Regions from separate parts of the Homo sapiens genome. Here region 1 is linked to region 2. A link is a contact called in ENCODE Hi-C or POLR2A ChIA-PET data. All regions are on one chromosome and are shown on one strand. Each heading gives the region's core, a stretch centred on a gene start or an enhancer-like site at or near the end of the contact. The rest is flanking DNA. Distances are from core to core; before and after follow the strand shown. Region 1 overlaps SMAD7 (SMAD family member 7). Region 2 overlaps CTIF (cap binding complex dependent translation initiation factor).

Evidence for each region. A loop is a pair of places that touch in the nucleus more often than their neighbours do. ChIA-PET counts read pairs that join two places held with the same protein, here RNA polymerase II (POLR2A). Pooled maps may share reads with other maps.
Region 1: a loop to region 2 is called in a map of ovary, with 2.2 times the contacts of the local background. The contact joins two enhancer-like sites. A Hi-C loop is called at or near these places in 72 of 168 maps with a recorded cell type or tissue (A673, B cell, CD14-positive monocyte and 45 more), 35 of 37 single-sample maps with no recorded cell type and 44 of 50 pooled maps. POLR2A ChIA-PET finds 5 or more read pairs at or near these places in 8 of 52 experiments (CD8-positive, alpha-beta memory T cell, GM12878, H1 and 5 more).

The regions. Positions count from the first base shown.
Region 1 is chr18:48,932,232-48,938,982 of GRCh38, reverse strand. All of the region lies in intron 3 of SMAD7 (SMAD family member 7), which reads left to right. Among named protein-coding and RNA genes, the nearest start is that of SMAD7, 15 kb to the left of the region's middle. RefSeq lists enhancers at 3,736-3,805, 5,247-6,132, 6,391-6,540. Within about 2 kb of position 5,240, at least 18 of the 41 ENCODE cell types and tissues checked have a DNase peak (open chromatin) inside an H3K27ac peak, as active enhancers do; they include GM12878, dorsolateral prefrontal cortex, left ventricle myocardium inferior and 1 more, where a contact is called at or near this core.
Region 2 is chr18:48,773,632-48,779,735 of GRCh38, reverse strand. All of the region lies in intron 9 of CTIF (cap binding complex dependent translation initiation factor), which reads right to left. It overlaps LOC107985147 (a long non-coding RNA gene), which reads right to left. Exons shown (of 2, transcript XR_001753444.2): 1 at 3,947-6,104; 2 at 1-2,911. Among named protein-coding and RNA genes, the nearest start is that of CTIF-AS1, 65 kb to the left of the region's middle. RefSeq lists enhancers at 1-456, 914-1,053, 497-1,438, 2,674-3,174, 3,175-3,675 and a silencer at 764-843. Within about 2 kb of position 2,500, at least 11 of the 41 ENCODE cell types and tissues checked have a DNase peak (open chromatin) inside an H3K27ac peak, as active enhancers do; they include GM12878, dorsolateral prefrontal cortex, left ventricle myocardium inferior and 1 more, where a contact is called at or near this core.

The DNA.
Region 1 (6,751 bases), core at 3,991-6,490, 160 kb before region 2:
GGATTGATTCTGCTTTGTGATTTGGCAGTCTGTGCCTGACTCTCTGGGATGGGTGTCTTTTGAAAGGCATGCAACTCCAGAACAGGTCCTTGCTGCTGCTTGGACATGGATGTGTCATGGCTCAGGAAGATCACCTGGGAGAGGTCTGATGTAGCTGGGAAGCCTCTAGGCTCAGCTCCGTCGTGGAGATGGAAAGGATTTGCTCCCAGAGCTTTCCGGGGATCACTGGGAATGCAGAGCATGTGTTGGAAGCTATCATCTTTGCAGCCTCCATCTGGAGTTTCTGTCTGGGGGCTTTCATTTTGCCTGTCTGCTGTCCTGGTTTGAGTGGGTTGAGGGAGCAGCATCTCCCTTGTGAGTTGTAGGTTATTCAGCTGCAGACTCATCTTCTAGCCTCCTCCTTTATATATGAATGTCTGGAGCTGGCTGGGCCTCAGCCATATGGACCTGCCCAGTTAGGGTAGGGATTGGAAGCCAGCAACCACTTGTAGTTATTTAAACTTCAAAAGAAGTGCTCCCATGGATCTCAAGGAGGGAGGTAGGAGGCAGTGGAGACAGAAGTGCTCACGTGTCCTGGGAAACTCCATCTCTTGGCTGTGCGAAGTCATGCTTGTTGGAGAGACCCGGCACCATGCCTCCAACCCAAGGGTGGCCAACTCTTTGCTTGAGATTCATATGTGGCTACTAGTCCCCAAGTCTGGGGGATGGGAGCGTCCTTGAGTCAGTATCCATTCAGCATCCAAGGATGTTTCTGTCTCCTTCTCTTTGATCCTTGCTGGCATCTGTCATAGTCTCAGAGGAGAGCCTTCAAAAATACCTATATAATCTGAAAATGCACCCCTGGCTCAGTCCACAGTTGACTTGGGCTCAAACCAAGTAGCTTAGGAAACATTGCTCCATCCTGTTTTAAGGAAAGTTAATCAGCTGCACGTGAACAATTATTCATTGTCTGGCTTGGAATTGTGATCATGAACTGGGAACCTGGGCCTGGGCGCCTGTTGCTCTGCTTTTAAATTAAGTCACCTCCCCCTGCCTGGCTACAAAACAGCTCATGGTTTCACTGAGGTCTCTAATGCCATTGTGGAGTGAGGGCAGGGGGCACAGGTTGAGCTCACAGGCATGTGGGCCTTTCATCCAAATGCTCATGAGCGTGGACTTTGGGGGACTCAGGTGGACAGGTGCTTGTGACCATGAGCAAGCTCCTTCCTTCCCATCCCCTTAGTACCCTGCAGGCCACTGTGAGAAATGACGGCCTAGAACTCAGGGGACACCTTCTGCCTCTCCTTAAACACCTGCCAACAGGATGAGTCAGGGCTGGGGCGGGCTCACCTGGTGCACACCCACACCCTGGTGAAGACCAGTCCTGGACCCCGCCTCTTCTGCAGTGCCCCAGGTCATGCACTTCCCCCTGGAGAAGGGCTTACTGATAAAACCCCTTTTGTCCTGGAAAGAATGAGGCAGTCCGGCAGGGGTTAAATACAGGGTGACAGCATTTAAAATCTCTGGAGCAAATTTGGGCTGCTCTGCCGGCCAGACAAGATGGTCTGCTGCCGCCTCACGCATCCTGTCCCCAGGCTGAACTGGGCCAGCAAAGGGAGAGGGCCAGGTGAAGGCCAGGCTTTGGGTGGTGTCACTTTTGGTGACACTGTAGCATGCTGATTGCCCCTCACTTCCTACACACACACACACACACACACACACACACACACACACACACATGCCTTTACTTAGCAAAGCCTGACTGTAGCTGCGTAGACTTGTACACCTATGGGACCTCCGTGGCAAGCTCAGAGCCGGTGGAGCAGTGAAAAGGGAGGAAATGCCGAAGAATTCATGATCAAGTTTGGCTTCCTTTGCTTCTTTTTAAAATTTTTTAATGTTTTAATTTTTTTTTTTTTTAATTCGAGATGGAGTTTTGCTCTGTCGCCCAGGCTGGAGTGCAATGGCAGGATCTCGAGTCACTGCAACCTCTGCCTCCTGGATTCAAGGGACTCTCCTGCCTCAGCCTCTGAGTAGTTGGATTGCAGGCGTGCACCACCACGCCCGGCTAATTTGTGTACTTTTTTGTAGAGAGAGGGTTTTGCCATGTTGGTCAGGCTGGTCTTGAACTCCTGACCTCAGGTGATCCGCCCGCCTTGGCCTCCCAAAGTGCTGGGATTCCAGGCATGAGCCACTGCGCCCGGCCTCTTTGCTCCTTTATTATTGTTGTTACTGTGTCATAATTCCTTGCAGAATTATGATGGCCAGGCTGGTCTTTACTTCCTTCGGTCCAGGCCTTGAACTCGGAGCAGCACTCTCAAAGCAGTTGTCTTCACCTGGCAGAAGAAAAAAAAGGTGTAAAGTGCTGGTTCCTGGACTTGCTCGCACACTAAAATCCCTCGGGATTCAGCTTCCCAGATAACTTTCTTGCTTCTTTGTAGAGACATTTGAGAGAAAACTATTATTAACTATACATGGTCCACTGTTTTGCTTTGCTGTCATGAATGGGATTGTAAAAGGGACCCATGGGACCGGGTTTCCTTTTGGGACGATGAAAATGTTCTGGAACTGTAGAGTGGTGATGGTTGCACAGTTCACCGAATGTATTCAATGCCATTGGTGGCACATTTTAAGTTATGTGTATTTTACCACAAGTTTGACCAAAAAATGGCCAGCGGTAGGTTTTAAATACATGTAGATACTTGGATAATCTATAAGGAACAGTGATTGTGGAGAGTAAAATTGGAGAGACTTCTGTTAGTTGCCTAGGACCTGATGATGGTAGACACTTGTTTTGGTGGCAGCCCTGAGGTCACATGGGAAGTACATTGATGGACCAGGGAGCAAGGCTGGTAGCCTGCCTGGGATCTCGTGTGTGTGTGTGTGGTGTGTGTGTGTGTGTGTGTGTGTGTGTGTGTGTGTGTGTTTTGAGATGGAGTCTCACTCTGTCACCCTGGCTGGAGGGCAGTGGCGTGATCTCGGCTCACTACAACCTCCACCTCCTGGGTTCAAGCCATTCTCATGCGTCAGTATCCCTAGCAGCTGGGATTACAGGCGTGCCACACCATGCCTGGCTAATTTTTTTCTAGTAGAAAGGGCGTTTCACCATGTTGGCCAGACTGGTCTCGAACTCCTAACCTCAAGTGATCCTCCCGACTTAGCCTCCCAAAGTGCTGGGATTATAGGCGTGTACCACCACGCCTGGCCTTCTGCTGTGTGTTACCTGAGCAAGCAGACACATCTGTGCTGATCCTTCGACCTTCCTTTTTTCTTCGTGGGTTCCAGAAATGAGAGACAGGAAAGTTCCCTCTGGTTTGATTCCCGGCCTGACTTTTCTGCTGGGGGAAGTGAATATGCTTGTTCTCACTCTGCGGGGTCCCCCTGGCCTGCCCATCCCAGTGACTGCGAACCAGGATGGTGCCAGGGTTGGCTCCAAAAGCTGGTGATCCAGACCCTTCCTGGGCCCCTGGAGACCCCAGTCCCTGTGATGTCCTTGCCCAAGTTCTAGGGCTGCAGTGGCCGTAGGTGACTGGCCCGGGCACCCTCCCTTTGCGGGAGCCTCGTGAAAGGATACTGTAAGCACAGCCACAGGGAGGTCACCACTGGCCCTACCACCTCTCGCTCGGTATTGAATGGCTAGCCCCAAGCCTGGCTGCCTGCCTACTGTCACACAGAGGCTTCCTCTCCGGGCTATTTTCAGCGGGAAGATATTATTAACTGCTGAGGCACAGTTCTCAATTTAGTGGTTAACACACCAAGAAAGCAACACTCACCTGATCCCGGCCACTCTACCTAAACCTGTTGGCTCACTTGGGGGACTCGGCTGCCCCCCAGCCTCTCTGTTTCTCTCTGTGGGTTCACCTGGGAGATGTGGGCTTCCACTCCCGTGGAAGGTGCCCCGTGGATTCAGTATCTGCTAGAGAGAGAACCAGGCTTCTTACGAAGCCAACTCTTAAAAGGTGTAGAAAATGATCGTATTTATACTCTAAGATGGGGACATTTTTTGATAGGGGTGGGCACTGGCTGGGAAAAGGGACTTTCAGCGGTGTTGAGGACAGTTATTTAAAACAGGGTGATAACTTTCACCTTGTAAGTTAACAGGAAATATTGGGACAAGACAGGAAATTGCATCATCTTTTTTTTTGAGAATAACTCCAGAGAAAAGTGGTTCGTGAAAGGTAGTGGCTGAGAAACGGCTAGCCTGTTTTCTGTTTTGTGTTTTTTTTTTCTTCCCTTCCACTCCCACGAGAACATGTAGGCCATTTTCTTTAAGAAAGAGGCTGTTTGAGAACTTTATGTTATTTTTATTATTTAAAAAAATATTTTACCAGAAGGGTCACCTTCAGTTGAAATGTTAACTGCCGCCTTATTTCCCATTTTACTAAAGAATCTTTCATGACTTTTTCAGCTTCCTTCCCCAAATGGTAAGGCCAAGCAGCTCTTGGCTGGAAGCTAATTTTGGTTTGGCTGGGGAGTCCTCAACACTGAGCCCCACCCAGTGTCATTAGCTCAGTTTTAACTTGCAAAAAAAAGATTGTATTTTTTTTTTTGATGGGGGGTACGTAAGAATTTACTCACGCCTTTAGCCTTTTTACCCACCCCCGGTACTGCCTTCCCCTAACAGAGGCACCTGGCACTTAGCCGCCGGGAACTCAGGGCTGCCTTCGTGTTTTCAAGCCACCGTGTCCCCCTCATCCTGCAGGAGTTCTGTAACTTTCCTGAGACTATTTCTAGGGTGCTAGTGAGGAGTGGAGGGGAAATGGGTCTCGGAGCTGCCCTGGTACAGCTGTGTCCAGTAACGGTGCTGTGCTTTGGAGGAAGGAGTGATATGGTTCACCTAGAAGCATCTCCCAGAGAGGGGGCTTATCACAGCCCTACAGTGGTGCAGATAAGGTCCAGTTCCATTTTTTGTCTCTGGGTTTCTAAATCCCCTCTTTGTTGATGTCATTGTTCTAATGACACAGGGCATGGGACAGTGCCCCGGCCCGTGCTGCCAAGGAGCCGTCTTTAGGACAGAGACCAGAAAGAAAGAGACCTGTGTGTGTGGCTGGCCCGCTCTCCACTCACGCTCACCCCCACCCTCCCAGCTTTTTCCTTAGCGTGCTTTGTTTTGTTTTCATAACACAACAAGGGCCCTGGGGTGTGTAAAAGCATTGTTGAACACTTGGTGAGGGCAACTTGTCCAAACAGAGCAGGACGCCAAAGCAGAATGCTGTGGGCAGGTGGTGTGCCCACAGAGGTTGGTGGGCCGGCGCCGGCCTTGGAAACACCTCTCAGTGGCATATGCCGCGGCGGCTGAGTGTGACCTAGCGCAGAACAGGGCTTCCCTCTTGTGTCCTCCGTGGGGAGTCCAGGAGAGGGACTTGGTCCTTCTGGCTGACTCCGTGCTTGGAAGGTGTGCTCCCCTCTCAGGTGGGTTCACATGTGCCTCCCTCTGCCGGGTGTGAAGCTAGGTGGGCCCGCTGCTTTGGAAGAAGCCAGTGTGTCCCTGTGGTTTGTTTATGGAGCAAATATGTATTGACACCTATTATGTGCCAGGCTGTGTGCTGTGCAGAGGACCAGTTCCTGGGCTGGGTTAGAATTAAGAATTGGCAGTTGGAATGGCTTGTCCGAAGGTGATGTTGAATCCATGGGGATGGAGCCGGCGGGAGGGGGGATTGACTAGGAGTTGCCTCTACCTGGAGGCAGGCAGGGGCAGCTTCTGTAGGACAGAGGAGCCTGGTCCCTCCATGAAGCCAGGCCATAGGTGGGGGAGGTGCAGGGTGGGCCCCCTGGGATGGGCCTAGCTCTTGAGTCATCCACTTCTACTTCTGCTTTGGTTGTGTGGTCTGTTGAGAATTGAGATAAAGCAAAGCTTGTGGATAAACAGAGGTAGGTCTCCCGGGTTTTGGTTCCAGCCCGCCTCCCCACCCCGCTTCTTGCTGATTGTAAGATGACAGCAGGAAGAACAGGAGCTGTGGTTATAATCCACCCTCCAGACCCTGGTAGTACCTGGGGCACAGCACAGAGTGGAAGTGACCAGCCTAGCGCCAGGCTCCTCAGTGGACCACGGCCAAGGGGTGGGGAAACATCTGGAAAGACAGTATCTAATGTCTTGACAGCCAGAGGAGAAGTGGGATGTTTTCAAAGCCCAGGAGTGACTTTCCCTTTGTAACTCCAGAGGACTTGATTCGCAACGAAGACCATCTGGGGGATGAAGGAAATTCTTGCTTTTTAATTTTAAATCTGAGGGTTAAGCCCGTTTCTGAGGTGTCAGCCCTGTGTGTGAGGCCCTGGCCTGTCTGGGGTTGGGTTTGGATGAAATAATCTAAGATGCAGTTACCAGGGTGTTTCCTTTTCACATTCATCCTTCTCTGTCTGTTCCCCCGGGGCCAACCGATGGCTTCCAAGCTCTGTGGAGTTCACTAATTGAATTACTCTTCTCGCTCCTCCGTGAAGCCCCACCAGGAAGAAAAGGCGGGGAGAGCTGCTTTTGCTGGGGGGTTTGATCAGAGCAGAAAGGGAAGATCTGGTCTCAATTCCAATTTCATCTTGCAAAGTCGGGACTTTCTTTCAGCCAGAAGACAACTCAGATAACCAGGCCAGCGACTGTGTGCTCATTTCAGTATTGCTTTCTTACGTTTTGATCTGCGACTGTCACTCAACAGGAACAAAAACAATAAGACGCCAAGATATGACTGTGCCGTTGGCAGATTAGCTGTCTGCATTTTCTGGGGTGGCTCACTCGGAGGTTAAATGATTGTCCCTGTCCCCTGTCCCACCTTCCAGTCAC
Region 2 (6,104 bases), core at 1,251-3,750:
TGTCTGTCTGCAGCTTGGTGGAGACTCTCCCCCACCCCCGGCAAGACAGGAAAGGAGGCAGCAGACCCAAGCCCGCTGCTAAGCGCTGGCCGGGAAGCTGTCTCTCAATTCTTTTGGTCATAAGATGGCAGTGGGGAGAGCCCAAGGCCTGGCCTGTGGGGAGGAGGCTCTGAAAGCATGGCCACCTAAATGGCATGTTTCTTATCTCGTTTCCCTGTCACCTCTCCTCAGCCTTATAACTGACCCCCTCCAGATGCACTCCTGACCAATCAGGGCATGCAGGTGGCAGTGTGTTCTGAGGAGACAGAGTGTGGGGTACCAGGGACTTGGCTCCAGTTCTGTCTGTCACTGACCAGCTGCGTGACTTGACGTATACCTCCTAAGCTCTCTGGAACTTTCTTTCCCCATGTATAAAATGGGGCTGTTAACCCCCACCCACAAAGGTCTAAGGGATACTTATGGCCCACAGTGTATGCATACAGCTGGTATCCAGCCAGTGACTGCAGAGAGCTGGCCCAATGGCAAAGGAGGAGTAACTGGTGTTCCTGTTGGACCCCTGACAGGAACCCCCAGACATGAGCGACACCAGTCAATGTTGTGTTTATACTAACACCATCGTCCCCACCATTCAAGCCTCATCCACCCAAAGGAGGCAGGTATTATCTATTACCCCAGTTTATAAATGGAAAACTGGGGCCCCGAGAGGGAAAACCACTTGCCCAGGCCACACAGCTACGAAGTATTAAACTTAGGATTCAAATCGGGGCTGTCCAGATCCTGTACTCTCAGTCAGGGCTGAAACAGCTTTGTGGCATCATTGTCAGCCAGAACAAAAAGAAACAAACTGTCATTCTGGGCTCCCCAGGGACCAGCGCGACCTGCTGGACTGATGTGTCCCGATGCGGTGCTAGTGAGAATGCCCCCAGAACGCCTCCAGTTCTGGGGTTCAGGGAGCACTCCCAACCCAAGGTGCTCACCTCCTGGCTGCTGGCATTTCAATGAAGTGTAGTACTCCATGCCCATCCTCACCGCCACCTCAGGCCCCTGGACACCCCCACCACCTCTGCCTGTTACCTGCTTCACAGTCCCACGGTGGTTGATGGGAGAGGCCTTCCTGGCTCAGGGGTAGAAATCAGAAATGGGGTGCCCAGGGCACACCATGAACTACCCCTTCTGCCAACATGCCCAGAGGCTGAACGGCCATCCCCTGGCCAGGTTCCCCTGGTACAAACCCCGGATGAGAGTCCCATCGATGAAGATAGACCAGGGACCTTTTCTACCAAAAGGGAATGCCTGTGGCTTTCCCCGGTGCATTTTCTGGGGGATTGAATGCTTGTTCTAAGTTAGCTTGTGACTGACCTGCTCACATCCTCCCCTGCACTCCTGCAGACCTGGGGCTCCCGCCTCCTGATTGATAAATGACATACCCTTTGAACAGCTAACATTTCTGAATGAATAGCTAAAATAAGGAAGTAACTACAATAGAATCGACCCCATTTTTCTACCTGGCTCCTTAGAAGATGGCTGAGAATGCCCTCCTGGCTCAGGCTCCCATGCTGTGCACAGACATTTTTTCTAGAATTCTGAGGCCCTGTGGGCTGTTTGCCTTCTACTTTAGGAACATCCTAACGGGTGGCTGCTAAAAAACCCCAAGAGGAATCCTCACAGAATGTTCCATAAAACATACTGCAATGACCACAGGGGCCCCAGGCGTGGGACCAACAAATTGGCGGTGTTGAAACAGTGACTCTACGGCTGCCCACTGCTGGTGACTCAAGGCATGCCTGTTTCCGGGTCCAGGCAGGTGTGGAAGGAGCTGACACCCCACACGGAAGCCCCTTTGCCTCTGTACAAGGCTACTGAGGCCAGATGAGGCTGCGGCCTGCTCTCTGTCCCACCGCCCCATGGCCTGCCCTTGACCCTGGCTGCAGTCCCTCTGTCCACCCCTACTGCATGGGAGAAGCCTGTTGACAGCCAGGGCTCTTCCCACAACCTCTTCCTGCTGTTTGAGAAAGAACATAAACAACACTAGACAAACCAATGCATTTTAAGAAAATGCAGCCTCAGCTGGTTGATACTCATTCGTTCCTAAGGGCAGCTGGGTCTCTGGGCAGGCACTGTTCCCAGGGAATCCAGGACCCATGCTCTGTCCTCCTTCTAAGCTACCTGAGACCTCGGTGGCCCTCCTGTGGCCTCCAAGAGCCCTGGTTGTCTTGGGTATAAAATGGGAATGAGTACTACACTGGCCCGTTTTGGAGGTCTGGAGGGGACCCTTGCTGTGGGTTCTAGTCCAACTCTCAGCCTGAGGTTTCTGGACTCAGGGCTGGGACCCCAAGGGGTCTGAAAATTGCACATAGGAGGGTGGCTTGGTGGCGGTCACCATCATATAGTTTAAATCTTCCCTGTGGGACAGCCCCCAGGATGCCAAGATGCTGGGAGGTGGCCGCAGGCAGGAAGGGCTGGCCTTGCACACTGGTGCCCCCTGCAGGCCGCCCTGCCCACCCAGCAGGTGCTGCCGCCAGCACACACAAGCCAAGCAGGCCCCAGACTCTGTAAATGGGGCCAGGCGGGTGGGAAGGAGCCGGCCAGACCCGCCGGGTGGGGAGAGTTGGGGATGGGTCCTGCTCTGCACTGGTCAACCCGCTAACCAATCAGTCAGCAACAGGCATTTTAGCAGGCACCCTCTGTTTGCCTAGCGCATCTGCTTTGGGATAACAAAGCTGGAAGGAATGTCTGAAATGACTTCTAACCTCTCCATGTTTTATGGGTGAGGAAGCCACCATCAGGGTAGAAGGCCTGGCCTGAGGTCGCCCAGCCAGGGAAAGGCAGGGCTGGGGCTCCCCACCGGATCTCCTGCAGCCCAGAGCACCTCCTCCCACGCCGAGCCTTTAAATCCTCAGCTTCTGGTTCCCTGTTTGGGATAAACAACTGCCAGATTGCAGACAGAGCAGCTCCCATCTTCTCTTCCCACCCGCAGTGGGTTCCAGCCTCTCCCTAGTCCTAGACCTCCTTGCAACCTTCACAGGCTCAAGGCACTTGAGGGGCTGTGCGAGGCAGACAGAGGTGCCACAGGCTCTGCTGGAGAGGGCCTGGTGCCTGGCTGGGGAGACCTGACCCACAGACCACACCCGACCCAGTGCCCTCGTTTCCCCTATGGGGATGCTGAGGCTCAGACGGTGACATTAGTTGAGGGGCTGGCTTCAGACTTTCTGCCTCCTGCTCCACCACTTGAGGGAGGGGAGGAAAAGGGGCTTCTGCAGAGGGGAGTGAGGTGAAAGCAGCAAGTGTTGCTGTGCAGACCCGCCCCATGGCAGCCTCCTGCACAACCCTGCTCTGGCTCCTGCAGAGCTCCTGGGGGTGGCATCATGCTCCCCCTCCCCCACAGCGAGCACTGCACCTCTGTGCCTGGTTGGGCGGTGGGCGCCCATCTCCATATAGCTCTGGAAGCAGCTGGTGCACAAAGAGGGGCTGGTTGGGGCACATGGGGGCATATGGAGGTGGGCATCCCTACCCTCTCCTACAAGGCAGTAACCTCACCAGGGAGGGGTGGCGGGTATCTTCTGGCCTCAGATGCCAGGCCCTTGGTGCCACACCACCTGCCTCAGCAAAACCCCAGGGTTCAGAGGCCCTGGAGCCTGGCCAGGGTCGCAGATTCAGCAGCCCACTCTGCCACCTGCAAAAGACGGCCCAAGGCTGGCAGGAAACTCACGCCTCTTGAGGTAGAAGTTTTAGTTTTGGATGAAAATATGGTCTTGGCCTGAAATGGCAAGAAGCAGGCGCCAGCAAAATGAACGGGCCAGTGTGGTTACAGTGACCTGGGGTCACGGCCCGGCTGGGCAGCCTCAGCCCTGGGCTTGCTGATTGACACCCTCCGCCAGGCTGGCGGTACCTCCTTCCCCAATCCTCCTCTGCAACCCCCAGTCCCTCAAAGGGTCCTGCCACTTACAGATCCTCTTGTTGTCTTCCTTCCACCCAGATCCTGCCTCTTCCTTCATGCTTCCTCCTCCAGGAAGCCTTCCTCAACCTACTCCACTTACAGGGCTTGCCCCTTCCTCTGATGTTCCTAAACTGCCCTCTGGCTGAGCTGGCCCTGCCCCCCTTTATGTGTCAGGCAGAGGCCAGTGCCTGTTTCACTGGGGTTTCACAGTACTGAGCTCAGGGAACCCTGTGGGGCCTCCAGGCCAGTCCCAGGGCCCCTTGGAGAGCTTTCCTTGTGGCTGGATCCTGGGCTGTCTACAGTGCTGCACCCAAACCTCAAGTCCTACTGTGCCGGGGGCCCCTGGACTTGTGGAAGAATCTCTGCGTGGGCATCTCATGGCGCTTTCCCTGCCTGGGACCTCCCCTAAGAACCTTGAATGAATGGAATCATCAAAAGGAAAAGGAAAAACATGCTGCTATGAAATTCACAAGTTTCTCCTGGAGGAGGAGTCTTAAGGGAACACAGGTAAAAGTCAGGCATTTCAGTGGATTTTAACAATGATAATGTCAGTGCAGTAGGCAGGAGGAGGAGATGGGTATTATGACCCCATTTAACAGAAGAGTAAGTGTAGGGCTGCCACGCTTGAGATCCACCCAGAGTCAACCAGTTGCATGGCGCCACAACTAGAGCCAGGGGGAGGTGGCTGGCTCTTGGCCGCTTGAGTTATTTCTTATGCCACAGGTGGTAAGGCATTAAAGGAAGGGTCTATGGCAGGGAAGGCTGATTCCAGGTGACTGTGCTTCGAACCCCACTTTAGAGATATTACTCCCCTTGCCACATTTTTTTTTTTAATACTCAGAATAATGCAATGACGGTTGCCTAATGGGGTCCATGCTAAGTATGGGTCCAATATGTGGCGCTCCAATACGCAGCTGCTCAAGAATGCACTTATTCCGATTATAGCTATTCACCAGCTTTAGCTGGAGTCTGGCTTTCCCCAAATACCTCCTAAGCTACCCCCTTCTTTCGTATGGCCTTTGCTCTACGGAAAACTGGGAGGCAGGGGCATGACATGGTGACGTGCTGGCTCCCAAGCCCTCTCTGCTTAATGGGTCTAGGTGTGAATGACCTGGGTGCATACAGACTTCTCTGGAATACACTTGGTCTCAGGCTCGGCACTGTCAAGGGGGTGCTGGAGGGGGGACGATTTTGAGCATGCCTGTCCTCATACTTCAAAGTGGCCTGAAGCTTCTCTCACTCTGGGACCTGGGATCTGTCCTGGAAGGGCCAGCAGAGGGTTAAGGGAGGGTCGTTCCCTGCAGGTTCCTCCCTGTCCCCCCCAAAGAGGCCGCTGTTTTTCCCTGAAGACTCAGAGCTCTGCACCCTGATACCGAGTGAAGGCCTTTAAACCTGAGCTCTAGGTGGGAGGCAGTGAGGCACTCTGGCGGTGTACAGGGACCCCTTATTCTAGGCTCTGGGTTTCAAGGGCAGAGCCATGCTGAGCCAGCATGACGCAGACTCCCTGTGCCCATGGTTCTGCTTCTGGTCGAGTGTATCCGCCTCTCCTGGACAGAGGGGCCCAGAGAGGGAAGACCTAGAAGTAGGAAAAGCTGGCCTTTGGGCACACCATGGGTTTAAATTGCTCACATGATGCCGATTGGCCTCAGAGTAACCCAGGCACTGATGGCTGCCCCTGCAACAGCGCCTCCCTTCCATGCACTGCGCCGTGCACTCTGTGTGTTCCTGACCTCTTGGTGGCTGTCTGGAGGGGAGCTGGGGAGACCTCTGTCTCCGTAAGGGGGCCTGCTCTTTATCTAGACAAGGTGGAACCTGGCCACCCTGAACACTGTGGGTATAAATACTCTTAGAGCGGAGGGTTGAAGGCCAAGTGTGGCATTCCTGCTGGCTGTTGAAAGAGTTGTCCTGTCATCTCCTCTTCCTGTTCCTCTCCCCCTCTGTCCCCTCAACTCCCTTCTGGTTCATTATAGGCATCAGAAACGCAGCTCAGGCAGGTTGGTATGGGCGAAGGGCAACAAGGAGATAAGCCCACAGCAGCATGGTGAGGGGCACCAGGGCCGGGGGTGGGGCACCCTGTGCGGAGTCTCTATCCATTCTTCCTATCAGCGGCCCACAGGCCAATGTTAGGGGCCCTCTCTGGAATGCAGGCTATGTACCCCTGGGGAAG